7 separate regions of the Mus musculus genome follow, and regions 1, 2, 3, 4, 5 and 6 are each linked to region 7. The links are chromatin loops, found by intact Hi-C in ENCODE. Cell type or tissue: heart. All regions are shown on one strand. Links, peaks and the distances in the headings refer to the core of each region. The heading gives the core; the rest is flanking DNA.

The links. Hi-C counts contacts between places; a loop is a spot of excess contacts. Peaks named below come from ENCODE experiments on the same cell type or tissue, not always from the same donor. Only the 100,000 strongest peaks of a DNase experiment are listed, where the experiment ranks them.
Region 1: it touches region 7 in a loop (2.8-fold over the local background); 7 of 42 quality-filtered maps call a loop at or near these places.
Region 2: it touches region 7 in a loop (16-fold over the local background); 41 of 42 quality-filtered maps call a loop at or near these places.
Region 3: a loop joins it to region 7, with 6 times the contacts of the local background. A loop is called at or near these places in 7 of 42 quality-filtered maps.
Region 4: a loop joins it to region 7, with 12 times the contacts of the local background. A loop is called at or near these places in 39 of 42 quality-filtered maps.
Region 5: a loop joins it to region 7, with 3 times the contacts of the local background. A loop is called at or near these places in 7 of 42 quality-filtered maps.
Region 6: a loop joins it to region 7, with 7 times the contacts of the local background. A loop is called at or near these places in 36 of 42 quality-filtered maps.

What each region holds. Positions count from the first base shown.
Region 1 is chr6:50,993,248-50,997,702 of GRCm38, reverse strand. It overlaps a transcript of Gm46959 not described here. Among named protein-coding and RNA genes, the nearest start is that of Gm38809, 5.3 kb to the right of the region's middle. In heart, for the core only: a CTCF peak has its summit at 2,731; no DNase peak of the experiment used is centred there.
Region 2 is chr6:50,806,127-50,810,581 of GRCm38, reverse strand. All of the region lies in intron 4 of C530044C16Rik (RIKEN cDNA C530044C16 gene), which reads right to left. Gm31455 (a long non-coding RNA gene) reads left to right here. Exons shown (of 5, transcript XR_869068.3): 4 at 2,755-2,870. Among named protein-coding and RNA genes, the nearest start is that of Gm31455, 14 kb to the left of the region's middle. In heart, for the core only: CTCF peaks have their summits at 2,269 (motif pointing left) and 3,621 (motif pointing right); a DNase peak (open chromatin) is centred at 2,841; H3K4me3 peaks cover 378 bases; H3K27ac peaks cover 1,154 bases.
Region 3 is chr6:51,034,609-51,039,063 of GRCm38, reverse strand. All of the region lies in intron 3 of Gm46959 (a long non-coding RNA gene), which reads right to left. All of the region lies in intron 1 of Gm31746 (a long non-coding RNA gene), which reads left to right. Among named protein-coding and RNA genes, the nearest start is that of Gm31746, 24 kb to the left of the region's middle. In heart, for the core only: no CTCF peak of the experiment used is centred there; a DNase peak (open chromatin) is centred at 2,273.
Region 4 is chr6:50,936,822-50,941,276 of GRCm38, reverse strand. Gm31686 (a long non-coding RNA gene) reads left to right here. Exons shown (of 4, transcript XR_377658.3): 3 at 2,311-2,557. Among named protein-coding and RNA genes, the nearest start is that of Gm31686, 5.3 kb to the left of the region's middle. In heart, for the core only: CTCF peaks have their summits at 972 (motif pointing left), 1,614 (motif pointing right), 2,254 (motif pointing right) and 3,977 (motif pointing right); DNase peaks (open chromatin) are centred at 426 and 3,966; H3K27ac peaks cover 303 bases.
Region 5 is chr6:50,980,132-50,984,586 of GRCm38, reverse strand. All of the region lies in intron 2 of Gm38809 (a long non-coding RNA gene), which reads left to right. Among named protein-coding and RNA genes, the nearest start is that of Gm38809, 7.8 kb to the left of the region's middle. RefSeq lists enhancers at 1-620, 2,257-3,516. In heart, for the core only: no CTCF peak of the experiment used is centred there; no DNase peak of the experiment used is centred there; H3K27ac peaks cover 3,099 bases.
Region 6 is chr6:50,676,731-50,681,185 of GRCm38, reverse strand. Gm38808 (a long non-coding RNA gene) reads left to right here and starts at 1,704. Exons shown (of 3, transcript XR_869066.2): 1 at 1,704-1,817. In heart, for the core only: no CTCF peak of the experiment used is centred there; a DNase peak (open chromatin) is centred at 1,835.
Region 7 is chr6:51,166,065-51,170,519 of GRCm38, reverse strand. It overlaps Gm32328 (a long non-coding RNA gene), which reads left to right and starts at 4,074. Exons shown (of 4, transcript XR_377663.2): 1 at 4,074-4,320. In heart, for the core only: a CTCF peak has its summit at 2,268 (motif pointing right); DNase peaks (open chromatin) are centred at 459, 1,649 and 2,269; H3K4me3 peaks cover 2,009 bases; H3K27ac peaks cover 2,732 bases.

The sequences.
Region 1 (4,455 bases), core at 294-4,293, 170 kb after region 7:
TGGAAAGACAGGCACCTCTCCAGGTAATTAGGAGCCATGGTCGTTGTGCATGCTCACCTGGGAAATGTCAGATTATAAAAGTCCTGCAAAAGCTTTCACTTGGCACAGAGTACAGCATCAAGTCTCTAATTGGGTCTGTCCCAGAGTTACAACCTTTATCCAGACAGAGAAGGAAACAATAGAAAGTAATTGAACGTTGACCAGTTTGCTTATAGTGTAAGGAAGAGGGAAAGCATACAATAAGGAAAAAAAGGCAGAGGAGATCTACGCTTCTAAAAACCTCTCCACCGGTCCCTTACTTTGAAAAGAGGTGAGTCAGGATCTAAAGGAAGCAGAGACTAGACTTACCCTGAGACTGTTGTTGTTAGAACATTCCTCGAGTTTTTCCTGGACTATTGGGTCTTTTTATAGTTAGATCACTTTGCAACCCTAAGATGGGAATGAATGTGTAGCCACGATTTCCCAGAGGCTGCCATGTTCCTGAGGGAGAGCACTCCCTCCTGATAAGATCTCCAAGTAGACTGAAGACAGGCGGTGGCATCTGTCTGCCACTGCCCGAGCCCTCCACAGCCCTCAGCTCCAGATATGGAAAACTAAATGCCACAGAAGAAACATCTCTCTCTCTTTTTCTCTCTCTCTTTAATGAATAAGGAACAGGAAATCACCTTTTATTTTAAAAATACTACTGGTGAATTGAATTGAATCACATTTTACTAATACGTGGAGTGAATATACTTATTTTGTTTCAAAAGTTCCGAAAGCTAAGCACACACCTCTGTACTCAGTGAGAACTTGGGGCATGATTCCAGACAACAGATGAAAACCGACTCTGGAGCTTTCCCATAGTTTGGGAGTTCTGTGTCAAGGGAAGAAGAGAGGCCCATGTGGTCTCTAGAGGCCACAGGCCAGCGAGTCTGTTCGTTGTGTTTTCTTTCCACTCCTCTATCTGCTCTTCTACCCTTGCTGTAAACTGCATGCGTCTACTTTATCCAGTTACCGTGGAACATATTTGATTGAGTAGATCACAAAAATATTTGATATGATTTCAATCATGCACTCAGACTAAATTTAATATTTAAGTCATGTCTATGAAGGACTGGTCTATTTTAGCCCGTGTCTTTGACATATTATGTGAGTGTGTGTTTGTGCATTATTTGTATATTATATATGTACTCAGAAGCTCGTCTTAATCTTGTGCTTTGATTGCATGGCCAAAACTGTTAATTTTTAAATTGTGGTTCTGTTTTTTTTTTTTTACTCCCTTCTGGGCAGTAGATGCCTGTGGATATGAGGATGTCTGACCGATTTCAAAGAAACAACAGAAGTCGATTTTTCTACATACTACATGCTGCCTGTTCTGGCACATCTAGGTTGATGGAAGAGAAAAACCAGAGGGCAAATTTAGCAAGCATTAAAAGGCTGAGATGATTTCTCTTAACATCAAGAGGGGAGTCTTACAGCCCCGTAAAAACAGTAGCAGAAGGCGAGGAAGCTGGCAGGTGATCACATGGAATTCAATGAGCCATCAGCAGGGCAGTGTGGCTGCTCGTGGAAGGGGTGGGTACACAGGTTTTCCAACACACTCATAAATACTTTACAAGCCACTCCTCAGAGATGGCCAAAGGTCCAGCAGAAGCAGCGCCACAGGACCATGGATTCTAAGACCTTCCCAAGCCCCCGTACCAGGAATTCTGGGGTCATCTCTGCAGTTTGTTTTGTAACCAGCCTCGGTGGTTCTGAAAAGGGGCTAAAGGGTGAGGCTTTCTGTACCAAAGTGGGTTGGAAGTGGGAGGCGTAGCTTCAAAACTCTTGAAGATGAATTTTTTTACCTCCTCTTTCATACAGCAGCCTCTATTAACACTGTTAACCATACAGTGCACGCTCAAGAGGGCATAGGTACCTATTTCAATGCTAGAGACAGAGTAGGTGGGCTGAGTTTACTGCAACTCTACTTATAGCCATCTTTATAGACATCATTCCAAATGGTTTACAAGGCTAACTTAGACTAATGTCAGTTTTCACTTACTGGGATCACTTTCAACTCTGGATAGGTCTGCCTTCTCTGGTCTTGTTATAGCTCACGTCCTATCAGTATGTTGGGTTCTAATTATCAGATTCTACTAGCCTTGACAGCCCGGTAAACACCAAGCCCCACTGCTTCTGAAGGGATATTTCACACTTTAACAGTTGCGAAGTTAACTGCCATTTTACACCAGAATTCCTAGTCAACATCACAAAGGATTTCCTTTAAGGGTTCATAGGTTCTTCTTCTGGTGTCTAGAGTATTTTAATAGATATTTAATAGATACAATGAGGTGTCTCCCGGCACTTGTACTTGGGATGTACATTCTGCATCATGGTTTTAATAAAAGGTTTCCTGCTTGATTATGAGCCAACAGGTCTCAGGACACACCCGTTTTATGAATTCCACTCAAGCCCAAAGGTAATACAAAGAAATCATCTGGGCAATGTAGAAACAAATGCTCACGCTGCTGTTCAGAGATGTTAAAGTTGTTATTTGGCAGATGTGGGACAGACAGAAGGATTTTTGCTCAACATTCCATTTTGTTGGGGAGCCCATTGCTCCACGTGATTGCCTGGCATGTGTAAGTACATCTGCCCTGTTTGACTTAGCCACACTGACAGACAGGAGAGGACTGGAAGCTGGCAAGGAAGGGTTGTGAGACAGCAATAGATTAGAGTGGGGAGCACTGTGGCCTGCTTGGCCCCTGGTGTCACATGCAGGTATTACATTTTATAACTGCCAGAGACTTGGTGGCTCTATGGGGATCCAGAGAAGAACACTTACATGAGGGTCTCAAACTATTCTCGTTTCATGGAAACTACCAACAGGAAACAAACAGCAGGCAGAGATTCATGGGTGTGCTAGGCAGAAGATAAGTGATTTCAGTTTCCGAACTCTTTAAGAACAAATCACTGTGCGTCATATGGTTAAAATTGAACTCTCCGTTGCCTTTCAGAAGAGGCAGTCCCGTTCTAATGATGCTAGGTAATCAATGTGACTGGCTACCTAGAAAGAATTAAAGGCGCCAATAATGGGTATCTGTGGCTAAAGGCTCTTCATAGCAAGAAATGAGAGCTGGTCATGTTCAAAGAAGAATGAACTGAGAGTCATGTCTCCTGGCTTGGACACTTTGGACAGACTCGTTTATAGTCCTGCCTATGAAGGCTGGCTTATGTTGAAAGGTATGGAACAGTCACACCCTTAACACTAAGATTCTGATGTCTGTGCCACTGCTGGCATTTCCTGACCATGTAATTTACCTTTTACTTCCATGAGATAGTTCCCAGGCTGCTGCTGTTTGTTATAATTAGCTCTATCAGCATTTCTTGTTTAAGCTGCTGTGATGAACCGGGCGTCCCTGTAACCCACTGAGAGGGCTGAGCACTGCTGACCATGCTCTTTCTGCAACTCTTAACATATGCTTGTGCCACTTGCCCGTCCCTCCTGCCCTCATAAGTGCGGAACATCCCAGGGCATCTGGATCCATGAGACCACCCCCACCCCACCCTTTAATTCTCAGAAAACATGTGCAGAATAATACCAGGGCATTAAATTAGACCTCATTACGTAGCCAGTTGGGCCGTCCAGCTCTCCTGCACATAATAATGAGGGCTGATTTATTGTGATCATTATTCAGGCATTACAGGTCACTAAATAACATGCTCTGCCCACACATGTCTTCTGAACTAATAAATATCCTGAGAGGAAACATTCTTGAGGGTGTGAGTCTCAGGTTTGGATCTGTAACTCCAGGCTCATTAATTGTATGAAGGTGCTTTGCCTATGGCTCACAACAGCATCTTGGGAACAGAGATGGGCAGAGTTTAATAAAAAAAACCTTTGGGAGACATGAGTGGGAGGCTGTGGAGAGACTGCTCGGTTCTGTGACCTATAGGGCACAGGAGCAGGAACCCCAATGGAATAGAGCCTGAGCTGACCCTAATCCAATTGACCATCCAACACTATAGCACATTATGCAAGTGTTTTTAGCAACCACGTTTCTATTACCTCTTGTACCGTGAATGCCTAAGATATTTCTTAAGGATTTCCCATTCTGTCTTTCTCTCTCACCTCTTGGCTCTTAGATACATTGTTCTTCTCTGTCAGGAATGCCACACTCTATACCCATCTCCCTTTCTTATGAACATCACATTTGGAAACTGACCTTAGATGTCCCATCTCCCAAAAAGCCTTTCAGCCTTACAGAAGCTGCTATTTACCCTCATCAATGAATCTCACACTGCTCTCTTCCATGGCCTGCCTGCAGTTGCTACTAGACCTTTAAAAAGTCTCACTGTTTGCTGTATTCCTTCTGCTTATAGCAATGTCTGGGATAATTTCTTGGTGAGTGAAGAAACAAATGCTCTCATGAAAGGGGAGAGGGACAAAGGCACCATGACACAAGGTGGTAGCAAAGGATATTGACAGTT
Region 2 (4,455 bases), core at 227-4,226, 360 kb after region 7:
GTGTGTGTGTGTGTGTGTGATGGGGGGTGGGCTTTGCCAACAGTTCCATTTTTTAGATAGTACATCTAATGATTATACTAGGGTATTATGGTTACTATTGAAAGACTAAGACATGAACCACAACACTACAATTCACTAATCATGAATACGTATCATGATACAGTCAGGTTAAATGTATCTACCACACTTACCATTCACCATGGAATCCGTGAAAGCTAATTCTTTCCACTTATTGATAATGCCTATCAGATGGACATAAGAAAAGTAAATAAAATATTTTCCCCCAAAGGAAAAAAATCCAAAATCAAAAATACTCTACATCTGTCAAAGCATACGCATACTCGTTAGAGCCTCCTTCAGTTAAGTCATCTCTCTGTTTTGTTCATAATTCAGTATTCTAAGTTCATACTCTATCTGAGAATCAGGCTGATGAGAGTTTACTACAGAAAGGCCTTGGAAATACTATCCCATTCACTTGATAATCAAAAGACACTGTGAGGGGTCTCGGTTGTCAGTAAAGGAGTCTGATAGAGGAGAACGGAGGGCATCAGATGTATCCTCACAGAGTGACCTCAGATTTCTCAGTGCATCTGCAAGGGACATGAGGTAGTCTTTTCTTTGTTCCTGACACAGGCTGTGACTCTAAGGGGCTTGCAGGTCAGCCACTTCTGACTTCTTGGCAGCTGCTAAGCTAGGATTGCCCTGGGAGGACTGGAGGGTGGGGGTGGGAGTGGGAGGCAGACGGGATCCAGAACAGAAACCCAGGCTGGTGAAGCAGAGGGGATGATGGCCCTGCGACACTTTAATGCAGTGCGTTTTCTTCTGCTGACCTGAACATGAGTAAATAAAGATAACCCTGGTCACGAAACATAACCCACTTCCCTTCCAGAGGGACACTGGGGAATTCTGGTCAAACGTGTCCTGCCCACATGAGCTGCCATCCGGCTGAACGTGACAAGTGTCAGTATGTCAGTGTTAGCCACAGCCTGGATGAGCTGCTCCAGGGGAGATCTGCCCTGCTGCCCCAGAGTCCACTAGGAGAGCCTCCACAGACTCTGTTATCAAAGTAGATGAATGGCGACCTACCTCAGTTCTGTTTCTCATTAAATATTTACAGAGGGATTATCCCAAGTTTTGCCCGTTTCTTTGGCTTTTCTGTTTGGTTTTGTTTTCTGGCTTTAACATACAAAACCTCACCTAATAAAAATTGCACCACATTCAAGGCAACGTGTTGAGGGCACTGCGGTTAATGTAGCTTTACTGGTGTTATTTTAAGTGTCTGTACTCTGAATTCCCTTGGAATCCATGCTCTTAACTCCCACAAATATGAACGGACCTCCCACGCCTGTAGGACCCCGCTGTGTATTTATTAGGAAGCAACTCCACTTCTAAATGCTGCACACCGGGCTGCCCCCGCCCCACCGGGTGCTCGAGTTCCTGAACATGCGTGTTTAAAAATGTCCCTTAAAAAAATATGGCTTAGCTGGACAGGCAAAACATTCTGTGTAATCAGAGAGCATGTTTAGGAAACACTGTTTGCGGAGATGAACCGTGCTTTAATGAAACGTCCGAGGGGATAAATAACTCAGTCCCCTTCTCCGGGGTCATGGGTGCTGGCTTCAGCTCTGGTCATAAAACAAAGTGGAGTCGTGGTCCCCGGAAGGGAGCGATGCAAAAACATCAAATGTTTGGCCTGGAAATGCAATGCGAACAGAGACTAAAACCAGGCCCTTTCACTAGCACAACAAATATTAAAATAACCACTTCAAAGGCTTGGGGGGTGGGGGGGGCATACAAAGTTAAAGCCAGAGAGAAAAACCCCTCAGGTGAAGTCTGGTTGGATATCTGAAGGGAGACCTTTCACCGCTGTCTCGAGAAGTTTCACTTAACTGTAAAAGATGATGAGGGTTTAATTTATATTTAAACCAAGGTTAGCATCCCTCTCCTTGTAGGACATTCTTTCCTAAGCCCTGCACTGAGGGTTTTGTTTTGTTTTCTAGGCGGTGCTCCATCAGCTTTAAGGCAACGCTCACCCTAAAGATGGATAGATAGCTATAGCATCACCAACTTTGAACAATGAACTAAATACTGTTGAAAACAGAAATTAAATTTTTGTAGGCTATCCATTTTTATCTGCATTGCTTAATGAGCTCTAGCACCGAAAATTCTGTGTCCCCATAAAAACCTATTCAGCATTCAGTTTTCTCAAACTTTAAACCTCAAAAAAAGTTATGGCATCACTGATGGTGTACTGCCACCGTCTGGTCATTTTGAGAACTGCAGGTAGGTTCCCTTTTCTTCAAAAACTGAGCTGTTTTCACCAACACATGTATCTTTTGGGGAAGAGACTTGTTAGACCTACCTAAGTGTCCTAAGAACACTCAAAGGAATTCTGAAGGCTCCTCTTGTTGCCTCACAGTAGGAAAAATCAGATCCACTTCACACCGGGGGGCCGGGGGGCGGGTTCTCTGAAGATTGCCATTTACAGCAGGGGTATGGGATGAAGAGAAACAAAATTCTTAGTTTACACTTAAAACTTAGACTCGTAACTAGCTAGTACACCTGTGTGTCACCAGACATTAGAATCCCCTTGCCATAGATGAGGATAATAATCATGCCTGACCTGTAGGTACTGGAGGGTAAAGGAGATGATGCCCCGGAGGTGCTTAGCACAGCGTCGCGCTCACGGCAGTGGTCAGCGATGAGAGAGATTATTAAAACTCGTATTTATTTAACTTCCTTTCAAACATACAGATGAGAAATCACAGTGTTGGCAAGGACTTCGAGTGCCTGGATCCTGTCCCAGACAGAAAGTTTCCACGATTTCCTTTACGTCATGGGAACGAGAGGATCTGCCAACCTTTAGAGAAGTAATCTTCCCTCCCAGCTCCCCACAGGCTAGGCTCACAACTGCTCACCCCCAGAGCTACTGCTGAGCAGAGCTGTCCTGCCCTGGCCCCCACCTCCCTCCTCTGCTCTGTTCGGTACACCGGCCCTGGACATCTGTATTTGCACTGCTCTCTCGGGGCCCCCGTTGCCCCTGGGTTCTGTCTTGCTTTGTTTATTTAAATCCCACCTCTCTGGGAGACACGGATCCCATCTTTCTTAAGAGTTTGCCTCCCATCCGCTTCCTTACTGGCCACCACTGGCAAGGGTTCATTTTGCCAGTGATTCCCTGACAGTCACACCCATGAATGGTGGGAATAAGATGTGAGTATCTCTATGCCCTGTGTAGCCACGAGAGTCTCACATCTCTGGTCCTCATCTCTGCAATAAAAATATATGTCAGCACCCATCTCACTATCAAGATGGTGTGTCGGGACACAAATTGGAAACAAAGCCTGCACTCCCCATTCTAAATTAGCAGAGAACAGCCCTTCACAGATTAGAAAGAGGGGGCCTGTCACACGCCTGGGTGGCACTAAAAGACTATTGTAGCTATAAGATAGAAGCCAGACCTCAATCTCTTGTGGCTCTTTTGTCCCCACGTAGCCCCATGTTTAAAGGATTTGTGCATTCTTGCTTCCCACTCCCTCTGTCTCTGGGTGGTAAAGAGGTACCTGGGCATGGACAGAAAAAGTTCAGCACCAGGTGGCGCCTGGGCTGCGGATCGGACTGAACCGGTTGTGCAACACTGCTTCTATTTCAGACACAGTGGCTTTAAGGTTTCTTAACATCACTTTGTTCCTCCATAAAATATAAACTTTTGGCCACACCCCTACCCCACCCCCATCCTATCCCACCCTTGTCTTACCAAGTTCCTGCAGATATCAGAGTCCACTGCATAGTTCTCAGCTCAGTTCTTTGATTTTTTAAAAGTCCCCACCTCAACCAGCAGAGGGCGGTGAAAGACAAACTGAGCTCTGAGTCTCTCTCTCTCTCTCTCTCTCTCTCTCTCTCTCTCTCTCTCTCTCTCCCCCCCCCCCCCCCCACTGCCCCTCGTGCGCATACCTAGGCTGAGGACTGTTGTCCCCTTTAAAGGTGCAAGGAATTTGATGGTAATGTTATCACTCCTGTTACCCCTCTGTATGGCCCATGAAGGGTTCTGAGGCACAGCCAAACACCCTGAGCTGGAGAAGGGAGGGGGTTCAGTGCAGAAGACAGGCCAAGCAGCAGTGCAGCTACTTGGAAGTGAGGTTCAGAGCAAAACAGGAGAGACCCAGGCCTGCACCCCACAGACCTGGGAAGGGTGGCTTACTGAGAAAAGTCTGGGGGAAAATAAAAGACTTGTAGAAAGTTCTGGGTGCAGCCTCCTCGACATGTTTGTGGAGCGGTTGCAGTATATCAAGCAAGTACTACCAATGGACTTAGACCATGCGAATAGAGACACAGAAATGTTACAGATGCACTTTGTGATTCAGATTTATAACTTTCCAATGAGAGTCAGGGCCTGGAACCACCCTCTATTCCCATGGACAGCCCAGTCTGTATAGGGAGGGTGGGCTGAGAGTAGTT
Region 3 (4,455 bases), core at 144-4,143, 130 kb after region 7:
AGGATAATGGAAGATGAAAGAGAGAAGGGCTCATGGGAGACAGCCCTTCAGTCTGTGTCCTTGTGAAATGCAAGCAAACCCACGTCATGCTGAAAACACCCTCCCATCCTCCATGGGGATGCTTGCCCCCAGTAACCCACAGGAGACTCTGGTAACCACAGGGAAGGCTGTTATTGAGAGTGGTCTGATACACTAAGACTCTCACCTAATATTGGCCTCTGAGGATACCATGGATGAAGACAGAGTTGGAAAATATGCATCCTTTTTCTTGGCATAGACCTGGAAGATGATGGTTTAATGATACCTTTGTCGCCAATAGCTTTCATTTATGTCCACTCTGGCGTGGCTCAGTAGAACTAGATCCTGACTACCCTTTGTCCTGACCTTCTTTTCAAGATGGCAGCTGCCATCCTTCCTTACTGGATAACAATGTGACTGTGTGGAGAAGAATTTACCAATGTGGGACTGGCTGGATGGCTCAGGGAGGAAGGGCAGTTTCTGCTAAGCTTGATGACCTGAGTTGGCCCCCTGGGACACATAAGATGGAAGGAAAGAACAGACTCCTGAAGGTTGATCCTTCCCCTCCCCCATCCCCGTGCAAGCTCATATGTGCATGTGTGCACAAACAAACAAATAAATAACTCAATAAAATCTAAAGTTAAAACTGTTGCCTATTTGGGTGCTGGATACCAGCCACACTGCCATCTGCGTTCCTTGCAGTTTGAGCACCTGGATCTCCAGTTTATTCTGAAGGCAATTTTTCAAAAGGTAGATCTATAAGACATATCCAACTTCACTGCTTACGTAGACCAGTGGTTTAGGAGCCTCTGTTTTTGCAATCTGTGAACACCCAGAGCTCCCTGCTTTCCTTCCCTTCCATCTCTGATAGGTTCCTCCCCTGGGAGACGTATGCTGAATCCCAGCAGAGTGAACATCAGCCAAGAGAGCTCTGCCTTGTCAAAAATGATCTCCCACATTCCTCCCATGAAGTTTTGAAGGCCTAGATGTAGTTTCTCAGCTAGGTTTGGGGAGTTCAAACATGCCAGATAAAGGAAAGCCCCTTGGGAAGACAGACAAAACAGACTCACTAGTGGAATGTGTATGTGTCTTCATAGACAAAGGGCCCCCGAGGAGGTGACCCTTATGCCAAGATTTGAGACTGAATGAGATTGGACTAGTAAAAATAAAATCCCGAGAGCATTGGGCAGAACCTTGAAATGGGCAGTCTGGGTGGAGAGGAGGCCAGAGCAATGAGGGGGAGAAGAAGGGGCTGGAACAACTGATGGAGGGAAGAGGGTGGGCGGGAGAGCAGACTTTAATGGAGCATTGACAATCCACTCCTAAGGGAAGATTTTTGAGTTGGCTTTTTCTTAAGTAAGCATCGCTTGCAAGGTTTTGAGCTGTCCATCCTTAATTGGGAATGGGGTCAGGAATGGGGCAATGCTTTAAAAATAGTGCTTGTTTGTTTGTTTGTTTTTCCCATATGGCCCTGATCTAATTGTACCGAGGTAACAAGAAAAGACTGTGGGTCCTGGTGGGGATCAGGCTTAATCACAAAGGGAATCCATGAGAAGTTTCAAATAGGGAAGTGACATCTATTTACCTCGTGCCACCAGCTACTAATGCCTAGGGCTTGGATGAGGGCAAAGGACAGGGTCTGTAAAAGTCATGATGATGGATGTTAAGGAACTATCTATATTAAGTATTGAAGGATGACTTGGCTGGCTAAAGAATGAACGACTTTTGATCACAGGGAATTTAAGCCAGAATTAGTCTCTAACTTGCAGCTGTTTTGAACCAATGAGTACTGGCAGTAGCCTTCTAAAAACTGTACACCAAGAAGAAGCTCACTGTGGGAGGGGTAGAAGCCATCGCTGACATATCTGCCTTGGGATAGGAGGTACGGTAGGCAGACATGAGTGTTCCTAGATTGAAAACAAATGTGTAACCTCAGCTGAAATATGCAGAATTGTTTCATTTGTACTCTTGACTAAAACGGGGAAAGGATTGTGCACACTGTAGATCATTTGTGTCTTATGATGAGTTGAAGGATTTTTTTTTAATAATAATTCAGTGGCTCTTTTTGAATATCCAGATGTTAATAATAGTTTCCTGCTATGTGATTAGAAATGAATCTGCCAAGGGAAAAATCCATGAGGCCTTTTCTCTTGGGGGAAGCTGAGTTACTTCTGTTATGTTCTCAGGCTTCCTGGGGAAGTCTATCAACATATGAATTAATGATGGGAACTGGAGTCTGGCTGGTCACCAAGGAATTACCCGCCTTGTTTTCCAACTTTGACCTTTATTATTTACACACTCAGCTTGAAATAGGACAAATGCAGCAACTTCCCAGCTATTTCATTCCTGGAAACCCAGCCATAGTCTGGATGCTTCTGAGAGTGGAAGAGCTATGCATTTCATAGGGAGTTTCTGCTGTCTCTGGTTCAAGAGGCTGAGACCTGCAACCTCATTAATTAAGAGATGATGTGAATGGCAGCTGGGGACTCTCTCTTTTCCATTATAAATTCCCTGACAGAGAAAAAGTGAAAATTCACACACACACACACACACACACACACACACACACACACACACACCCAAGCTTCTGTGAAATGTTCAATAGCTGGCTTGAAGGACATAACAGTGTTTAATTGTTCAATGCTTAACGTGCTCATTTAGTTTTCTCTCGAGAATAGGTTGTCTAGAATAGATCTGGAATCTGTTTTGGAATAAACTGTTCAAACATTACAACACACCATTTGCTGACATAAAGATGTCATAGACGGCTCTAATACTCAGGGACTGAGGCATCTCTGGCATCAGCCTGGTAGTACAGATGCAGCTGCAATGTTTATATGTCATCCCATGTTTAGGCACCGTGCCTTTAACAGTTTGTTGTTCAATTTGATCTTCTCTTGCAAAGTGGAAACATCACAGCAAAGGGGAGGTCTCTCTCAGTGCTGTTTACCAGAGGGTAGTTTTTTTTTTTTTTTAACTTGATGGCATTTTCCTGAGGAGGTAAAGGTGAGCTGAGTCTTGTAGGAACAGCAAACTACAGTGAAGGCTGATGCTTTTCACTCACAGCGAGACAGGTGCTGAGGTTGGCACATCTTCCACCACCAGGGCTCAGTTCTTCCGCAAGCGCACTTTCATGGGAACGGTTATTATGATTCCCATTCAGAGAAGAGGAAACCAGAGTTTACTAACTTGCTCAACAATATTTCCAGGGTCATCTTCTCAGTGGGAACTGTAGCTCTGAGGCACTCCCAGCACGCTCATGGCACTCTTTCTAGAAACCCATGGGATCAATGTGCTGTCGACCTCTGGATCTGGATAGTCTACAACTGAGGATTCAAATAACAGTAGATTGGATATATGCCTTCTCTACCCAGCATGTCTTGTCCCCCCTCTCTAAACAATGTAGTTCAACTGGGTAGCATTTACACTGTAGTATACTAGGCATGAAGAGACAGTTAAGGACACAGGAGGATGTGTGGGGGCTATATGCACACAACATTGTGATTCATCATTGTGACTTCACCATCTTTGGATCTGAGATCCACCGGAGATCCTGGAATCAGTTCCCCATGGATACTGAGAGACAATGGTGGGTTTTCTTTTGTTTGTGTTTACTTTGTTTTACCTTGTCCATGGGGCTGTTTTTTTTTTTTTAACTGATGATGTAAACACCTCAGAAACAGAACTGGTATAGTCAAGGCAGAGGCACTGTGCGCGCGCCCTGATGCAGCTCTCCACCATGAATTTGTGAAGGGAGGAAAAAAAATAAAGCCAGTTTCACCCAATAGCATTCTTCATGGAGCAGTAAAATATTAATATTCATTAAAACAAAATAGAATATTTATTTTCTTAAATCATACTCCCTAAGTTCACATTTTAAAAAAAGATTCAATTTGTAAAGTCCTTGTCCTGTTCACAGAAAAATTATTGCTGCCTTGATGAAAAGAACCAGCTTGGTGGATTTAGCTGTGAATGGAGGTGTTGCGTCTCCCATGGGGCTCCAGTTTTACTTGTAGGAATGACAGAAAAACTTTGGATATTCAGATTTATCGATCTATTTGCATGAATAAACTGAGTGAACTTGTTGTGTCCAGAACATAACTGATAGTGTTTATGGATAAGATTAAAAATTGAGCTTCCCGAAGAAGTTTGGAAGTTTTGACAATTTGGTTTCGCCATCATGCGCCTGTGAGCTTCAGAATGGGTGAGGAGTATGCCAACGAGCTGAGAAGACATGTTGGCTTATGACTCTGTGCCACTTGTGATTCTTCTGTAAAACAGAATGTGCCAGAGTCTGAAAACTTATAGAGCAGAGAGAATTAGTATTTGCGCTTAAAGTTACAAAACCACGTGTGGATGAAAGTCCAAGGTGGACAACGGACCTGACTGTACCCATACTGTAATGGTTTGGTTCTTTGGTGTGATCACACAGCAGTG
Region 4 (4,455 bases), core at 110-4,109, 230 kb after region 7:
TGTAGCCAAAAGCAGAGAGATATTCTGTTCCGGCTTCCAGAGAGCCCTGCTCCCTGCGGATTGCAATGTGGCTCGCAGGCCACTGTGATCTCTTCCAGAGCAGACTCAGGCACCAGGCAACCTCTCTCACTTCCTTGCAGAGCCTCTCATGCGGGAGTCTCAGAGTTGGGAGGAATCTTAAAAGTTTTGTGGTCTTATCTTCACCCCTTCCACATCTAACATCTGCGTCTCTTAAAGGACCAAATGTCGTTATCAAACGAAAGGCAGTGGTTTGTGATAGATGAAAAGAGCCTGGCCCAGCTGTATGTAGTGAGATTTACAGAGCGAATCCATAGATGGATTCAAAGATGCAGCCTGTGGCCCAAGTGGCCCATCCGCAGAGTGTGAGTTATATCCCAGACAGACAGGCTGGACCAGAGCCTCCCTACCACAATAACAACCAACGCCCTTCAATTTTGAAGCTCTGCCCAGGCACACTCAAGCTACTTGCTGCTCCCTTTTCTATAATCCTTATTTCTTGAAAGTGCCTACACAGCTCATGCAGTTAAAAAAAAAAACCTCCATTCCAAAGCCATCATTCTTAAAAGGCAACATCTTCTTTTGTATATTCTGTGAGCAGAATTATTCATCAGCATAGAACTATCATCCTCAAGGTACCAAGGAGCAATCGACCTTCAGTGCCTTACCTGGCCTTTTACATAAGGAATATAAGAGTAAAATGACTGTTCAATTTCTCAGCAAAAGTCATTAAAAACATATATACCTTTTGACTTTGCAATTCTGCTTCTAGGAACTTATCTCAAAAAAAAACCCATATTAACCAAATAGCCAATATCATTTAAGATAATTTCCATTAGCTTGCCTAGAGAGATGGCTCAGAGGTTAAGAGTTCTTCCTGGGGTCCTAGCTCTGCTGTCACAGGCAGCTCATGACTGCTTAGAGCTTTAGCTGCAGGGGATCTGACGCCCTCTACTGGCCTCTGAGAGCACATGCATGCCCATGTGTAGACACAGACAGACAACACATACCTGTACACAGTAAAACACATCTTTAAAAGATCACACATGGCTTAATGCAATCATTATTTATTCTTAACTTAGGATGCTGTTCAAGGTGAAAGGTTAACTTCCATATGTAATTTAAGGACCCAAATCACTCTATCTTGTAATTGTGATATGAATATCAAAATCCTCCCTGACGAATGAGGAGAGAGCAAAGAGAAACAGCTGAGTTCACTAAGGATGTTGCTCATACAATTATGACTATCTTTTTATTTATTTATTTTTTTGCCAGAAGCTGGTGTAGTGGCCACAGAAACTGCAAAGGGTGCTTTGAAGTATTATGTTCAATTTTGCTTAATCGATGGCTTATTCCCAGATTATCTGAATAGAGAACATACACCCATAAACGTGACACTTATACAGCCATTAAAGAGGTTGTTCTCCCTGCCAGCTAGCTTTCATAGTCCAGACAGTTCTACGCAGGCTGTTAGGGGAAAGATCATCCAAGCTCTTACCCAGATGTGAAACCTACAAACTACAAGATCAACCTGCCTGGCAAGATGTGCAATTATGGAATTCCTATTATAGGGGTAGCCAAGCACTCTCTAATTGGACTTAAAACCTGCTCCACAAGAGGGAGCCCATGCCTGGAAGCCTGGTCAGAAACCTGTGCCCTGGAGGGGAACTGAAGACTTTGTTTAGCTGAACTGACTTTCGTGTCATGCACAAGGCACTAGTTTTAACCCCAGCCTGGGAGAAGGAGGGGGTGGCTTTGTACACACCTGCAACCCCAGTTCTTCATCAGTCCAGGCTTACATAGCCAGATCCAATCTTAAAGACAAGAAGTGTCACAGGAAAGTAGTGCATGACAGAGTACAATTACTCTGGTGATAAAAACTCTGTAAGACACAGACAGTATATCATTTCAGTATATAATCAATACAAATTAAAATAATAAAATATATGTTTCATATTTTATTGTTCTCTCTATGTGATGTCTTTAGAATCTGCATGAATTTCTCAGGATGGTATTGTTTGACCTGCCACAGTAAATGCACGTAGCCAGTAGGTATTGAATGGGCAGCAGTATGTTAGAGTGTGAGAGGGGTCCCAGTGTAGGGGATGCAGCAGTGTGAGGGAGATAGGAGGAGGACATTGTCTAAGATACACGCGGTGTTTCAAAATGCCACTGAGACCGGTCTTCACATCTAACACTGTTTGCCATGTTCATTTCCATGCTGGCCACCAGGGGTCACTAGAGAGGAAGAAGTGAATTTTTTTTCTTTTTCTTTTCTTTTTTTTTCCTAAGGAAATGCTACAGCAGAGGCCTGAAGAACGTATTCACAAGTACAGATGCTCCTCGGTTTACAACGGGACTATGTCCCCAACAAAACCATTGTAAGCTGAAAATACCATGAATCAAAATTACACGTGTACACGAAACTATGAAATACCAGTAGGCAAGATCCACCAACATGTTGTCGAGTTTATGATAACTATATTATAGTTCGTGAGATGGACTCAGTACTGGATCATAAATAAAATACAGGCCTGTGGTAAGCATACACTTCATAAATTGTTTACATTTGTAAGTTTAAACTAGCATATATTGAACTCCGTATTTGGGGTGGGGGTTGGAATGAATGTATGTTGGACTGCTAGAAAATGAAAAATGAAACAGCAAGACGAACATTGGGATCAAATTCAGAAGTGACTCTAAGTTCTAGAGTGTGCTCTGTGAACCAGAAGAGTGACAGCTACTCAGTGTCTGGGACAGAGATGTGTACTCAGTGCCACCTTAGTCTGTGATAGTCAGTAATATAGTACCCATTTCACAGATGAGGACATGGAGGCACAGAGATCTATGGTACATTGCAAAACATGGATTGTGCCTGTCCTACCTGTATGAAGTTTCACTGCGTGGGTAGAATGACCCTGAGCATGGAACGTGTGGGATATTCTACCTTAGAGCAGTCACCATAGATGCCCTGAGAAGAAGTGGCGGAGAGTAGCTAGGTCAAACCTTAATCAGAGAAAGGAGGTGATTAGACTCACACTAACCAAGAGGTGTTTTGGAAATACCAGCCTTCCCTGGTTCATCTGTCAGGATGAGTTTGAGTTAGGAAGAATCTGTAAGAAAACCACGTAATATTCCAAGGACAGATGTCAGTGGCAAAATGGCCAAAGGATTTTAGAAGCAGAGCAGGCATTGTGGCCACATCCCTGCTTTATGGAAGATGTGCCATGCTCACATGAATGATGTGCCTCACACTAAACCTTGGCACTCGACTGGGACTTTTAACTTCCCCATTCATTGGCTTTTCCACAATTAACCAATTAAAAATTCTGGAGCCATAGATATTTGGGCTGGAACTGAAGTCAGCTAGAAAAAAAAATCCCCACACAATACTACCTCTGTTTTGTACAAATAATGCCTGTCCCATTTCTCGATTGCTCCCATAAACAGTCATCTCATTTGTCCTTGACCATGGCGCCATCCTCCCTCCCTCACAAGAAGGAAGGTAGACTGAACTAATCCTCATTATTTAGGTAAACTGAGACACGAGGGAATGGGGCTCATTTCTGAGTCAAATACTCACATCCATCTCTTACATTTTTGAAATCAAAGTTTATTTTGATATAAAAAAATAAGTAAAAGTTAACACGGGTACTAAACTTAAAAAAAAAAATCAAACTCCTCAATAGAGTTTTTTGGAGAGAAAGAGCTTTACAAACATGTCATTATTTAAATTAGAAGTCAGGGTTTATCTGAGATACATCAAAAGGAAGAGTGCCCTGCAATAAGTGGGAAATAGTGTATTTTCACTTGTTCTGTTTGTATATGGCGACTGCACGTCTATCTTGCTTAGTAGGTACACCAAGGGACTGTTTTTACCTGTGCAAACAGCACAAAGCAAAGGAACAGGCAAGGTGGGTTTCCTGCCTGCATAGCACCACCAGGGGGCGCAGAAAGCACCAGCTGTTGTAAAAGAAAATAGACACCAGGTGGCGCCACTCCGCCATTTTCCTTCAGTCTGGTTTTAATGTAGTGTTTTATTTCTTTGTTTAGCAGTGAAGTTAATGGCTTAGTTTTAGCTGTGTAAAACACGTTTCTATTTTCCTAGCCTCTTACTAACATGTCTGGTTCCTACGCCGTTCTTTTCTAAAAGCGTAGTAAAAAAGGGAACTCGTTATTTGTCTAAACCTACCTTCCCCATAGCATATTTTTTAGGACATTCAATCATATCCCAGATTAAATTTTCCTCTTTGGTCTTTCGCAGACTTTCTGGAATTTTCATTTTAGTTCGATCTTTAAGAGTCAGAATTCTAAATTCTACCAGAACTACAAAAGAAGTTGGAAGCAGAAGAGAGCAGGGATTTTTGCAAGAGCTGGGGGATTGGCTCTTAGGTTGAATGGTGTGAAGTAGTTTATCCAGCATCACCCCTTAGTGAG
Region 5 (4,455 bases), core at 107-4,106, 190 kb after region 7:
GGACAATATTTATGGTTATTACTTGACAGAGGGCAGCGGGGAAAATTAAGGCATAGCCCCATGCTTCATTTATGACAAAAAAACAAATTCATGGCAGGACTGTGGATTAGAGGTGGCATCTCGGAGCTGCAGGCAAAGCCCAGGTACAGTTCTGAGATGGTCCGTCTGAGCAGGCACAGTCAGGCTGGCGAATCCAGACTTCAAACCCTTGGCTAAAGCATCACTAGTGGAAAGAATGAAGTCACCCACCAGCAGCACATCCAGGGTAGACACAGCTGTGTGTGAGGGATTTCAGCACAGAGCACATCACTGCTCTGTATGTGTAGTGATCACACAAGTCAAAAAATGCCACCCAGGGCACATTTTTTACTTTATTATTAATCTTGGGACTATCAACAAGAGAAAGAAGTAATTATGCTTGCCACTTGTGAGTATTTGGTTTCTCCGGTGTGTAATTTCTACATGAGCCTCTAAAACATGCTCTATATAATGCCATTTCTTACATTGCCCCTGAATTTTGAGAATTCTGCAATTGAGCGATAGTGAAAAAAAAAAAAAAAAAAAAAAAAAAAAAGACTGGCTAAGAGGAGGCCCGGGAAGGGGTTAAGTAAGCCTTGATTCCATTCATGGAAATATAGATCAGCTAGGAGAAAAGCCAGCAGAAGGTTTACCCCTTTCGGCTAATCCTCTGCTCCCTCTGGGAACTGAGAATACACTCCTATTCCTCTGTGAGGAGACAGAAAACTACACCGCACACTACGAATGCATTTGACCAACTGTGACATTTTTTAAATAAGGTTTTAACTGGTTTTATTACACCAACTGTGTAATTTCAAAATGACTCTGTCATCTATTATATCTATTATAAACAAGTACTTTGTTTAACCAAGCCAATAATAACCTTCCCCGACCGAGACGGCTGGGGTTTGAGAACAGAGTTCTCTGATTGTTTAGATAAGGGGAAGGAGAGTCTTTGGCTAGGAAAAGCAAAGCAAGCATGGTTTGGAAAGAAAAAAAAATTAAATGTGTCATGCTATTCCCAATAATTTGAATTTTTCCCTCTGCTGTGTGCAGGAAAGGCTCCTACTTGCTGAAGTCCACCTCACACTACTACAATCTTGGTTACAGCTTGCACAGTCTGTCCCTGGACTCTCAGCTTTCAAAGGCACAAAACAGCCAGGCTGTGTGAATGTCATCCCTGGTGCTTTGGAATGGACCATGCTACATTCTTCTCTGTGTATGACCTGAGGGAACTGTCAATCTCCAAATCCATCTAGATGCTAGGAATGACAGTTCCAGTCTCATGACATTGTGATAAAAGTTTGGTAACACTGTATGCCTGAGACATGGGGAAGAACTCTATAACTAAAAGCCCCCTTCTAATCTCCATGGGGCAACGCCATGCCAACTATGCCTCAGAATATGCAGTTGTCGTAGAAGCTATGACCCGAGGGCTCCTAGACACCCAGCCCTCTCAACTACAGCCTCCTCCAAAGTGACCCCATTCTGTCTGAACTGACCAGACATCTGCAGTGGTGCCATGCTCACTGTGGCTTCTTGACATTCTCTGTCTGCTTTTCTCCCGCCCCAGGGCACATTTTCAAGCTAAAGCTTACCTAATTTAGCTTCTGGGACAAAATATCTACTTTTCTGGGAGGCTTAGAGGCTCTGTGACTTTGCAAAGACTCTTAAGAAAGCTTGAAGCAATCCAAGCCTCCCAATGCATGGGGAACATTTGTGTATACACATGTGACTCCTAACTATGCCTCTCCCCCCAACATACACACAGTCAGGTACTCACACTTACACACTCACACAGTTCACTCTCACACATACACAGACTCACACATACTCCCATGCTCTCAGTCTCTCTGTGTCTGTGTCTCTCTGTGTCTGTGTCTCTGTGTTTCTCTGTGACTCTGTCTCTGTCTCTCTGTCTCTGTCTCTTTCTCTTACACACACACACACACACACACACACACCTCTAAGATTTAGAGTTCTGTGTAGATGTATCCGTTCTAGACTTTCTAGCACTCTCAGAAGGTAACTTAGTCTCTTAAGACCAGGTTAAGCATCTGGACGCGTCAGCAAACAAACATGCTGTCAAATAGCCTCTCTTTCAGTTTTACAGACATATTATCCTGCACTAAAAAGCAATATGGATAAGATTTTTGATATTGGAAGATAAGTTGCACTCTGAAGCGATGGCTGTTGCTTTCCTTTCCCATGGACCTTGGTTGTCCTTGTGACAGGGACCGCCACAGTCCTGCTGAGACACACACGGTGGGAAAGATTCCTTGGAGCTTTTTCTGCAACACAGAGTGGAAGGATCTATTTAAAACAAACTGTCTTTAACTGCAACCAAGCTGGGGATCTAACCCTGCAGATTTCTAAGCCTGCTTGTGGGCGACAAGGCACAGACCCAAACGGAAAGCAGTGCAGAACCCTCGGGGAGAGGTAGACACAGTGGAGGCCAGTGCACCAATTAGGGGAGAAGCGAAACAGATGACGCCTGACATGGGCTGGAGAAAGAGGAGAGGTTTCAAATACACATTGAATTCTGTTTTCTCCAAAGGTCAGCTTTAATCAAGTTCCCATGTAAATATTACCAATATAAACCAAGTAATGGAGGTTAAATGGCTGCGCTTGAGGTCACTGACTCTTGGTCAAGCTGGAAGATTTCACATGAAATGGACCAGTTGTAATATACCTGGAGGGCCTCAGGCCCAGCCATGAAACTTGAGCCCCCTGCCTCCTCTAGCTGTCAGATGGAGTGTAGAGTGAAAGAAAGAGGGGGGCAGGGCAAACACCAGATGCATAGGGGCCCTGAGGATTTTCTAAACACATTAAGCTTAGACTCTCTGTGGCTGAGAGTAAATGGGCAATCTCATGTATGTTTGACATATATGTTAGTACTTCTTGTTTGTTGATGTCATTATGAAGGGACACCTAACAGTCCTAAGAGGATTCCCCCCTCCTTGGTTCTATGGGTCTTTGATGCATTCTTTGCAGAAGTGCTGCAAGATCTTGCTTTAGAGGCAGAGCCTCTGTGCCCAACTAGAGGAGAGCCAGGCCTGCAGGGCTCTATTCCTAATGTATAGGGGAGGAAACTGAGGTAGAAAGGTCAGATAATTTGCCTACGGCTGCAGGGTTGTAGGATGGGACTTGAATTCAGATCTGACATCAGTCCATGTCTTTAAGCACACAATTCAAATCATTTCCCTAACTGGCATCCTTAAACTGGCATCTTCTCACACCGGCTTAATCTCAGTTGTTTTCAACTGGCTTCTAAGTAAATGCAGCTTGCCATCTAAATGCCAGAGTCGCTTCTTTGGAAGATGGTCTTCTAATCAGAGATGTGGACAGATTCCCACATATTTTAAGCCTAGAGATAAACCCATGTGCAGAGCACACACACACACCATGGAGAGTGGGAAGGATGTTGGGCCAGCTCCTAAGAGTAGCAAGGGAGCCTTCCAGCAGCTACTGCTCACTAGTTCTAGGAGCTTCACTGCTGCCCCAGAAACTGTCTTGCTCGCTCTTGAACCAACCGCATGATGGGGCAGAGTGAGACTCAGTCAGGGTTTGCTTTGATGCCTTCTTCTCTGCTTCCACAGGAAATGGCCTGAGAACCCAAGGCTTCTGAAATGCTCTGCCTGTCATCTTTATGGGAACACCAGACCATAAAGTGCAGAGAGATGTGTGCAGATAACTGTGCTATCGTTTTCAAGGCAAAAAGGCTTAGTAGGGCAGAACCATGACACTGATATACAAAAGCACAAGCCTAAAGAAGCTGTGCTCATCCAGTTCCACTTTCCTGGGACTGTGGATGGAAAACACGCGCTTCACTAGAGAGAGAAGTTGATGGTGTCCCCGGGAAGCCTTGTGCCTTCAGATCTTCTGGAGCAGTTGTCTCTAAACTTCCATTCTGCAACAGGCAGGGTTTGCATGCCTGAATAACTCAACACCAGAAGTGAGAGCAGTTCATGACTCATATGTGTCCTGCACGCATCAGGGACGAAAGATGAGCAATCATGTGTGCAATGTACAGGGGATGGAGACCTAAGTAGGTCCTGGTGTGATGTTTTGGGGAAATGGTTGGAAGGATGCCCTGGGTAAGAACTGAAGGTGGACCAGCGGCTCAGAGGAAAACAGAGTAGAGAATAACTCAGAGTGAGATGAGAGGATCTCCGTGGGCTGGAGAGGTGACTCAGTGTGCTACAATGATTGCCAGCAAGCCTGACAACTCCAGTTAGAGTCCCCAAGATTCACACTGTAGAATAATAGAACAAATACCTGCAAGTTATTGTCTGACCTCCACATGAAAGTCAGATGTATGTTGCAGCCGTGCATGTGCACATTCACACAAAATAAGTAGGCAAACGCAAAAATAAAGGAACTTCCTTTGTGGAAGGTGGAGGCATTTGCTTTACCCCTCTGGCTCTCAAGCCACAA
Region 6 (4,455 bases), core at 330-4,329, 490 kb after region 7:
GCATATTTCTTCATCCCAAAGCCGTCTCCGTCTGGGTTCCAGACTCTTCTGAAACACAGTTTCTGTAAGGTACAAATGAACGGGCCTGACAAAGACTGACAGAGATTTCATTTAAAAACACTGTCATACACGGAAAGGTGGTGGCCCAATTGGAGAGGATGTTTGATCTTCTTCCAAGTTTCCACGGCTGCAAGGCAGAGACGAATAGTAAATCATTCTTTATAGTCCGTCCTCCTGCTCTGAAGGAACCAGGGTTTTGAAGGCCTGTCTTTCTTTTCTTTTTCTTTCTTTCTTCTTTCTTTCTTCCTTTTTCTCTCTCTTTCTTCCTCTTTCTTTCTTCCTTTCTTCCTTTCTCCCTTCTTTTCTTTCCCCCTCCCTCCCTCCTCTCTTCCTCCCTCTCCCGCTCCCTCCTTCCCTCTCTCCCTTCCTTCCTTCCTTCTTTCTGTACAATAGCTTCATGACATCGGCATGCAGCTTATGAGATGGACCAGGAGAAAGTCCCACACCCGGAAATAATCATCTCTGAGTCACCACAATACATCACAGGCATTAAGGAGACTGAGGGCTAAATTAGTCCAATGGTGCATCATAAAAGTTATGTGAGATGTCTTAAACGGAGGTAATGCTTGGCTCGTTATACTTAAAGGCAGGGGTTGATAGGCCCCATGACCCTTCTACAGAGCAGCAGCTTCACTCCATGTCTTCCCCTGTTACCAAACTAAGCAGTGTGAATAAAGCTATTGTCCAAGGTTACTCAACATAAACCGACTTTTCTTGGTACCTACAGCTCACTGCAAAGCCCAAGGCTAATGGAGTCTAATATCTATCCATTGCTCAATAGCTTTGCTGTGCCCATGTTTGCTTGTCTAGTTTTGGAAGAGTAAATCTGCGTTTCCCTCAGCTCGTCGTCTCGTTCCGCATCCCTTTTCGTCTTGGGCTGTGATCTTTATCTCAGAGACCCTATTGGCTTCTCGTTGGGTGTTTTCACCTTTCGGAGAGGCCACCTTCATTCACTAGTATTCTAGTCTAAAAGGCACACGTGCTCTCAAGGCAGCTGTTTCTATTGCGTTCAAAAATAGGACAAATTCTACCAGAAAGAAAACAGCGTGGGCACCGGAACGTTCTTCTCAGTAATAATAATATTTAACGACTTGGAGGATGAAAGAAATAGATCCCCTTTAGCATCCCAGTTCAGACTTTCCCTTTTTACCAAGTCAGTCATCTTGTGCTCAGAAGCAACGAGAACGAGGCACTTGCGGAGATTACATTTTAAGCACCATAGAACAATCTACGGTAATTTGGCTATTTTCAACTACTCTCCAAATAACAATATTCCTCTAACACAGAAGCTGAGAGCTTATGAATTCTTTGAACACACACACACACACACACACACACACACACACACACCTTCATGCACTCTCTCACCTTGTATTAAAAGCGCAACAGAAACAAAAGCAGAAAAGACCTGAGACGACACTAGAAAAATGTTCTCCACCATTCAGAAACTCCTAGAAGAACAATGTGACTATGATGTGTGTATGCAATAGCCTTGCAGTACAGAGGTAAAGCATCTGCATTTAGAACAGTAAGGCAAGGCTGTAATTCTATATTCTATGTTGTATGAAACTCTATAAATTTGAGCAAAGTCAGGTTTTGGTTTTGGTTTTCCCCTTGACTCCACCTAGTCCTATTCCCAGGGATGAGACAGTATCAAAAGGACCTGATGGATAGAAGAGGCCAGCAGGAATGAAGGAGAACAGTTATTCTAAATCCTCAGTGTTCCCTGCAGCGTCTGACCGGTTGGGGCTGTTTTGGTGAGTAGAGTCTGCCCCCTGGTGGAAGTAGTGAGGGACTGCTCCGACGGCCCACCAGAAGCTTGACCAGGTTTGCACTGCTGGTCTTGTCCTCTGTCCCACTCCATCCTTTTCTTCTCCTCCTGTTTGTCTTCCCTCCCTCCCTTGCATCTGCTCTCCCACCACCTTTGTCTTCCTAAGTGCAATTTGGCGGCTGTGATGGTTCAAACTGATGTAGCTGCTCTTTCTGGGAAAGATTCTCAATTCTGTTTTTCAAATCCAGATCATGAGGAATGAGCTAAAGGACAAAGACTCAGCATACATCTTTGTAGATGGTGAGTCCTGAGTCCCGATCCTTAAGTGCTGCTGGCCTTGGCTCAGTCCCTGAAGTACTCAGCATACATCTTTGTAGATGGTCCTGAGTCCCGATCCTTAAGTGCTGCTGGCCTTGGTTCAGTCCCTGAAGTACGATATGGACAGAACAGGTTTGAGTGGTGGCAGAAATCTGGACATGGGTGCAGCTCTACAGAACCTGGGAAGCAGAAAGACAAGGCAGGTTCTCTGAAGACTTAGGTAGCCCCTGTGATGGGCTCTTTCAACTCTTGAGGGGTCACGACACACAGGTTGAGAACCCCTGCCCTAGAGGCTCCTAAACACCTATTTCCCTGCTGGGTATTATTTTCATCTTCTTCTTCTACGCAGAACGCTTCAGTAGTTTATCCCTTCAAATATCAAACGTGGGCCATTTTCAAGTCATGATCCAGCTTTCCTGAACATTCAAGTTTTCCAGTATTGATCTTAACACCTAATACCAAGTGACTCAGGCATTCAGGACCCTCCCCCCCCCCCCCAGCACAGCCATGACAGCCTGCTCTACTTTAGCCTCAGTTCTTTCCTGTCTGTTCCCAAATAGCCATCTTTCTCCTGTTTTTGTGTATCTGTGTTTGGTTTGGTTTCCATATGCTTGTTTCTCGTGCCTGTTTTTGATTGTTTCCTAGCCCGGAGTAGCCAGGCTCAAGGTCCGCTGTGACCTTTTGTAAAGCTTTGCCCCATCTACAGGGCCTTTTTATTTTTATAAAACTAACATCTTCTCTGGAATTAATTTGCATTAGCATAAAAAGCAAGACACGCCACTCAGGGGGTTTAAGTCAAGGGCATTTTCATACCTATATGAAAAGCTCATATTGAGATATAATACATATATTTTAATATGATTGTAATTTATGGGAGCTATTAATCTTCTATGGCAGAAGGTGGGGTGAGGATAGAGAGGGTGACGTTTTCATAAACTACCAAGGAAGGGTTCAAGTGCCTTATGCTACTGCCAGAATCGTGACGTGGAGTTACGACCCCATAACTCAAGTTTTGCCAGCTCTTGTCATTCTCTAATGGATATATTGGAAATGTGGCTTTCCGCTCATTCCTGGATATCCTAGACCTTCAGGTCTCTTCCACACACACCAAGAAGACCTTAAGTACCACACAATCTGCCTCGTGTTGTAAGTTATTTGAACAGTGTTTCTTTGGGGAAATGCCGAAGGGGGGTTCTTATGGCTTTCTCAACCCAAAGGTTATAGAGATCTGCAGTGGGGAAACCCACTTCTGCAGCAGCAGGCAGGAATGCCAAGTATTCGTTGCTTCCAGATCGGGCAGCCTGTCTCATTCCCAGGGGCAATAATACATGAAGTGCAAAATAGCCAGTGGTAGGGAGGAACTAAACACTACCGAAACAATGCATCGAATGGTGAGTGCTCACCTTTCACACGGAAAGGTGGGATATCATTCGACATACAATGCATCAGAGCTGGAAGCATTAGGACCCGAGCTCTGATCGCCGTATACCTCACATAAACTGTAACTCCAGTACTGCGGGATGAAATTCAGCAGACAGGGGTTCACTAGCCAGCCACCCTAGTCAAAACAAACAGTGAGGTTTGGTGAGAGACACTGCCTCAGAAACTAAGGTGGAGAGTAACTGAGACAGCTACCCAACTTTGACCTCTGGCCTCCACGGATTTATATATGATGAGCACACACAGGTGCATATAGGCCTATACCAAATGCACACAAAACAATAAAAATAAAGAAAAGTAAATAAGTGAAAATGTCATCCACAAATTGCCTGCAGTAGAATCACCCAGCATAGCATGCTTTGAAAATGCAGAATTCAGGCTGCAATACAGATGGACGGTCAGAATACTGCAGGCAAGATCTAGGAGTTAGAATGTGTGGTCTATACTTGGAGCCATTCTTATCCATCCCACAGATGAGGGCCTCCCTTCTGGTGCTTCTGGCTCTTCTTTGCTGTGCCTGCCTTACACAGAATCAAAGAAGAGCTAGATGTTTTCTGCCATTGTGCTTATTGCACTAAAACCCCAAAACCCATGCTCCCGAGGGCGTGGCAGTGCCCCCATGCTGCCCCTGGGCCCTCCTGAACTGTCCAGCATGGCTCATCTTGCCCTTGTGAGCCCTGAGAACATCATATCTTTCCCTCTGCTCTCCAGCACAACAAAATGTATCTCCTCTATGCCTGCTTTTCCTGGGGATTTACTATAGCTTAGTTAACCGTTAATCAGTTTAATGTACTTGCTGATCCACACCGAGGGACCAAAATGGGTCTTTCTACATTTGGGGCTGAGGTAAGGACCATGTTCTAGGA
Region 7 (4,455 bases), core at 272-4,271:
ATTTTATAACCGAGTGAAGTGGGACACCCTTGTACTATTAGAAAGCTACATATTACGAAAATCAGTTTGTTGGTTGTTGCTTTAATGGGAAGCTTCCTCTTGAGACTTTTGCCCAGTCAAGTTTTAGAGTAAACTACACATTCAGTGTTTGCAAAAACTTTTCCTTAAAGGGAACTGGGCGGCCATAAGGGATCGAGGCGGCCGCGCTTCGGGAGTGTCATTTTCGGTTTTTTAGGAATTAAAGTGAAATTAAAGTTGGAGGGGAAAGCTTAATTTTCCAACGACCACTCTTCCTTTCCCCAGATGCCTGCCTGGTCGCAGCCCGGGAGCCGAAGGTTGCGTTGCTGCTTTCGGACACATTTGCAGTTAACACACCCGGCTCTTTCAGCGATTCGTGTTGGGACCTCGGTCACAGGAAGGACTTTCTGTGCTTTAGTATCGTTTCTAGGGCAGCGCTTTTGTTTTGCCAACTCCAGCGGAAGACACGAGGATGAAACCCCGGGAAAGCTTTATCTCTGGCACCTCCAGTGTATATGTTTTTCTCTTTGGACTTATCAGGAAGAGAGGTGTTCGTGCGACCACAACCCCAAGGCCAGACTAAGAGCTAATGGTATTTTCAGAGGGGAGAAGGGAAGAAAGAAAAGAAAATCAAGTTGACAGGCGAGCTCTGCAGTTTCCACGAACATATTACGGGTTGACCACGCGGCCTCTTCACCCACCCACAAAAACCCCTGTACTCCGCTTTGGATCACTATACCTAATAGTCATGAAATTTAAAATCGTACCCAGTCTTCAAAAAATAACTCTGAAAAAGGCATATTTATTACTTTAAAAAAAATCACTCAGAATCCAGCCACGAGGCCCTCGTCCTACAAAATAGCGATTCATAGGCTTGTTACTTTGGGTTTCCCGTCTGCTGAATTTTATTTAGAAGCCAGTGATTAGAGTGGTTTCTCTAGTCCTCTCTCCTGCGGCCCCCTAACTGAGTTTACTTTACACCCTATCTCTGGATCCCGAACCTGCGTTACTTCAGCTCTGGTGCCTAAGAGTCAACTTCACAAACTGCAGGGGACAGACAGGAGGGCCTAACACTATCTTTGAGTTAGAATTACTTCTCCAGAAGTCCCAATCTTAAGTTTCTTATTTTTTACTGCCTATAAACTTATTGGCCTTTTATCTTCCGAAACAAAACACACTTAGAAACTTAAGTAAGAATTTTTGGGTACGCATAGTTCCCTTTTATGGGGTGGATGGAATTGAGTTTTTTTCAGTGCTTTAAGGAAAAAAAAAAAGCGTCTTTAAACAAACGGAGAAGGGTCCTGGAGGAGGACTATGGGGCCAGCTGCCCTTCCTAACTTCTCAGTCTGAGACTTTGGCATCTTCCGGGCAAGCGTGGGTTCAGGGCTTGCGGGGCAGATTGGCTGGCAGTTCCGTAAACCCAGGCTGGATGGAAGGCCGCAGTGCCCCCGGGCCCCAGAGCGGGTTTCATTTCTGCAGGGACCTCACCGGCGTCCCGCCGGGCGCTGTAAATCAGCCTTTCCTTGCTAGGAGCGCGGGGATGAGCACCGGCTCTCACCCTACGCCGCCTCCGGGGTCCATCAATCAAGCTCTCCCGCCCCAGCCTGAGTGCCGCCCGGGGCGCCTGCTTTGTGTCAGCCTGCAGCGGGCCTGGGTGGGGCGCCCCAGGGTTCGCAAGGGTCTGGAACACCCCTCAGTTTTTCCCACCCCGGGACGTGGTGACTGGAACCGTGATCTCTAATCTACAGAGCGAGTCCCCTCCTTTGCTGACGCCCCAATCCTTCCCCACTTCGTGTGATCCCTTCAACAATGTCACCCCAGAAGGGGCGAGGAGGATTCGTCACTAGCAACTTGATTTCCCCAGCAAATCCCGTTTCTGGACCTCAGTTTCTTGACTGTAAAACGATAGTTCCTTCTTCCTTCCTTCCTTCCTTCCTTCCTTCCTCCCTTCCTTCCTTCCTTCCTTCCTTCCTATCATCTACCATCAATCATTTATCCATTTTTATCTAGTTCCAGTGTTCTTTTGTTTGTGGAGAAGCATGAGCCTTTTGCCCTATACAATTTTTAAAAAAATTCCTTTCCTTCCGCTCAGATCTTCCCTCAGTGTCGTGCGCCTCACTCCACCCCTCCCTGCTCCCTGTTCTTTACAACTTACTGGGCACCAGACCATTGCAAAAAGCAACTCCATCCCTCAAGACACAGACCAGAACCTTGGGGAACTGAGCCCCGACCCGCCCTATTCCTTCTGGAGAGGCCACCAGGGGGCGACGCAGACCAAGAATAGAACAACAAGGAGCCACGTGTCTTTCTCCCAAAAATATTGTCAGGCTGGGCCTTGAACACTTTTCTTAGCTTCCCTATAGTGATTTCTTTTGCCATTTCCATTTGATCCTCGGCGCTCATACTAAATGGCTGTAGTCTGGGTACGTGGGGGAAGAAGGGTCACAAGCATAAGGAAGAGCAGCGGATGTCCAAGTGACAGAACACAGGAAATGTGCCAAATGCTAATCTTAAGCACCAAACTTTGATTCTTAGACTACGAAGGTCACACAATTTAGTGGGGTCTGGGCTGGAACCATCAGACTACAAAACTGAGGTGGAAAGCACACTCATGCATCCCTTCCTACTTTTTGGTTCTGTTTGTTTGTTTGTTTGTTTGTTTTTGTTTTTGTTTTGTTTGTTTGTTTGTTTGTTCCGAGACAGGGTTTTTCTGTATAGCCCCGGCTATCCTGGAACTCACTTTGTAGACCAGGCTGGCCACAAACTCAGAAATCCGCCTGCCTCTGCCTCCCAAGTGCTGGGACTAAAGACTTGTGCCACCATCACCAGGCCTACTTTTTGGTTTTTATGGTACGGTCAAGGCACAGGTAAACATGAGAAAGAGAGGAGCAGAGTGAGGTGAGACACCGACACTTCTCAATGAGCAGCAGCCATCGTCGATGCTGGAGGTTGTCTGCATGGGAAGAACAGAGAAGGTCCCATCCCTGCCCTTTCCGTGGAGGGACTGTTTAGATCATACTTTTATTTGTGGCTGTGTATGCTTTATGGTGTGGATTAGCTGAGCCCCAGAGGACGGTGGGCCTTGTTCACTGTGGCCAACGGAAAGATCTTCAGGAGAAAACGTGTAAGGTTGAAATATCTATTCCCACATGTGCAGAGGCTCTTGGATTGTGTTTGCTTTCAAAATCCATAAATGTTTTTATTAAACTATCTCTTTCTTGTGGCCCAGGCACGCATAAAGTATTTGCCACGTGTGTAAACGCTTCCATTTTGGTCTTCCTTGAGGGAAGCTTTGTAGCTCTGCAGTAAATATTTGCTCTGGGGTAAACCTTGGCAGGCAATCACTGGACTCCTCAGTGTGGTTTCATTGGATGCTGGGTGCACTTGTGTGCACATGTGCCTGTTTTAACAGCACACACAGAGGAGAAATTGCAGGAGACCTTGGGAGTTTTTTTATTTTATTTTATTTTATTTTATTTTATTTTATATATTTATTTTACCAGAGATAGAGAGGTGTGTAATGACTATAATTATGTGAGTGAAATTATAAAATGAACCCAAGTCTCTTTCAAATTTGAGTCTTCTTACGGGGCCATGGTGGCTCATGCCTGTGTTATCAGTACTTGGGAAGCTGAGGCAGAGGGATTGCCATGAGTTTGAAGTTAGCCTAAACTAAACAGTGAGACCCTGACTCAAAAAAGCCAAAAATATTTTTTTCTTTTTCTTTTTTTGGCAAAAAGATTTTTTTGATTCTTCCTTGTATACGGCCAGCCTCTCCATTCCCCACATCATGCCAAATCAAGTGCTCGTCTGTAGCCATCTTTCATAACAGCTTTTAACATAGTAGTGTTTGGGGGCAGTGAGTGTATTTAAAAGTAATAAAGTATAGGCTTTGCTTCCTAAATTCTATTCAAAACAGTAAGACTCTAAAAATCAAACAAATTATGATCTTTATTTTGTTTTAAAATGTGATATGGTTTCATTTTCCTCAGTGCTTTAATCTGTAGTCATGTTTTAAAAATTCAGAGGAAAAGAAAAAGACAGACCAATGGGATTGTAGATAGTCAAGATGTGGGAATTCTCATTCCTGAAGAAAACTATGAGTTACTTAACTTCTCTGTCATGAAAGACTGGATTTCTATAAAAAGATGCTGGTCAGTCCGATCAAATGGATGAGAAGGGGCTCGATGGAGGATGACTGAGCTCTGCAAACGGCTAACATAGGACCGCCTTTGAGCGAGTACTTGGGAATTAAAAGCTCTGCTTGGCCTCCCGAGTCTTGACATTGTGACTTCAGACCTGGTGAGTCCCTGCTCTTTAAAAAACATCATCCCACCCTCCCCTGGACTGAAAAATATGTCCTAGGCATGCCCCCCCCCCCCCCACGTCGATTATAAAGATTTTATTTATTCTTCTGGTCGCTGCAGAGAAAGAGAG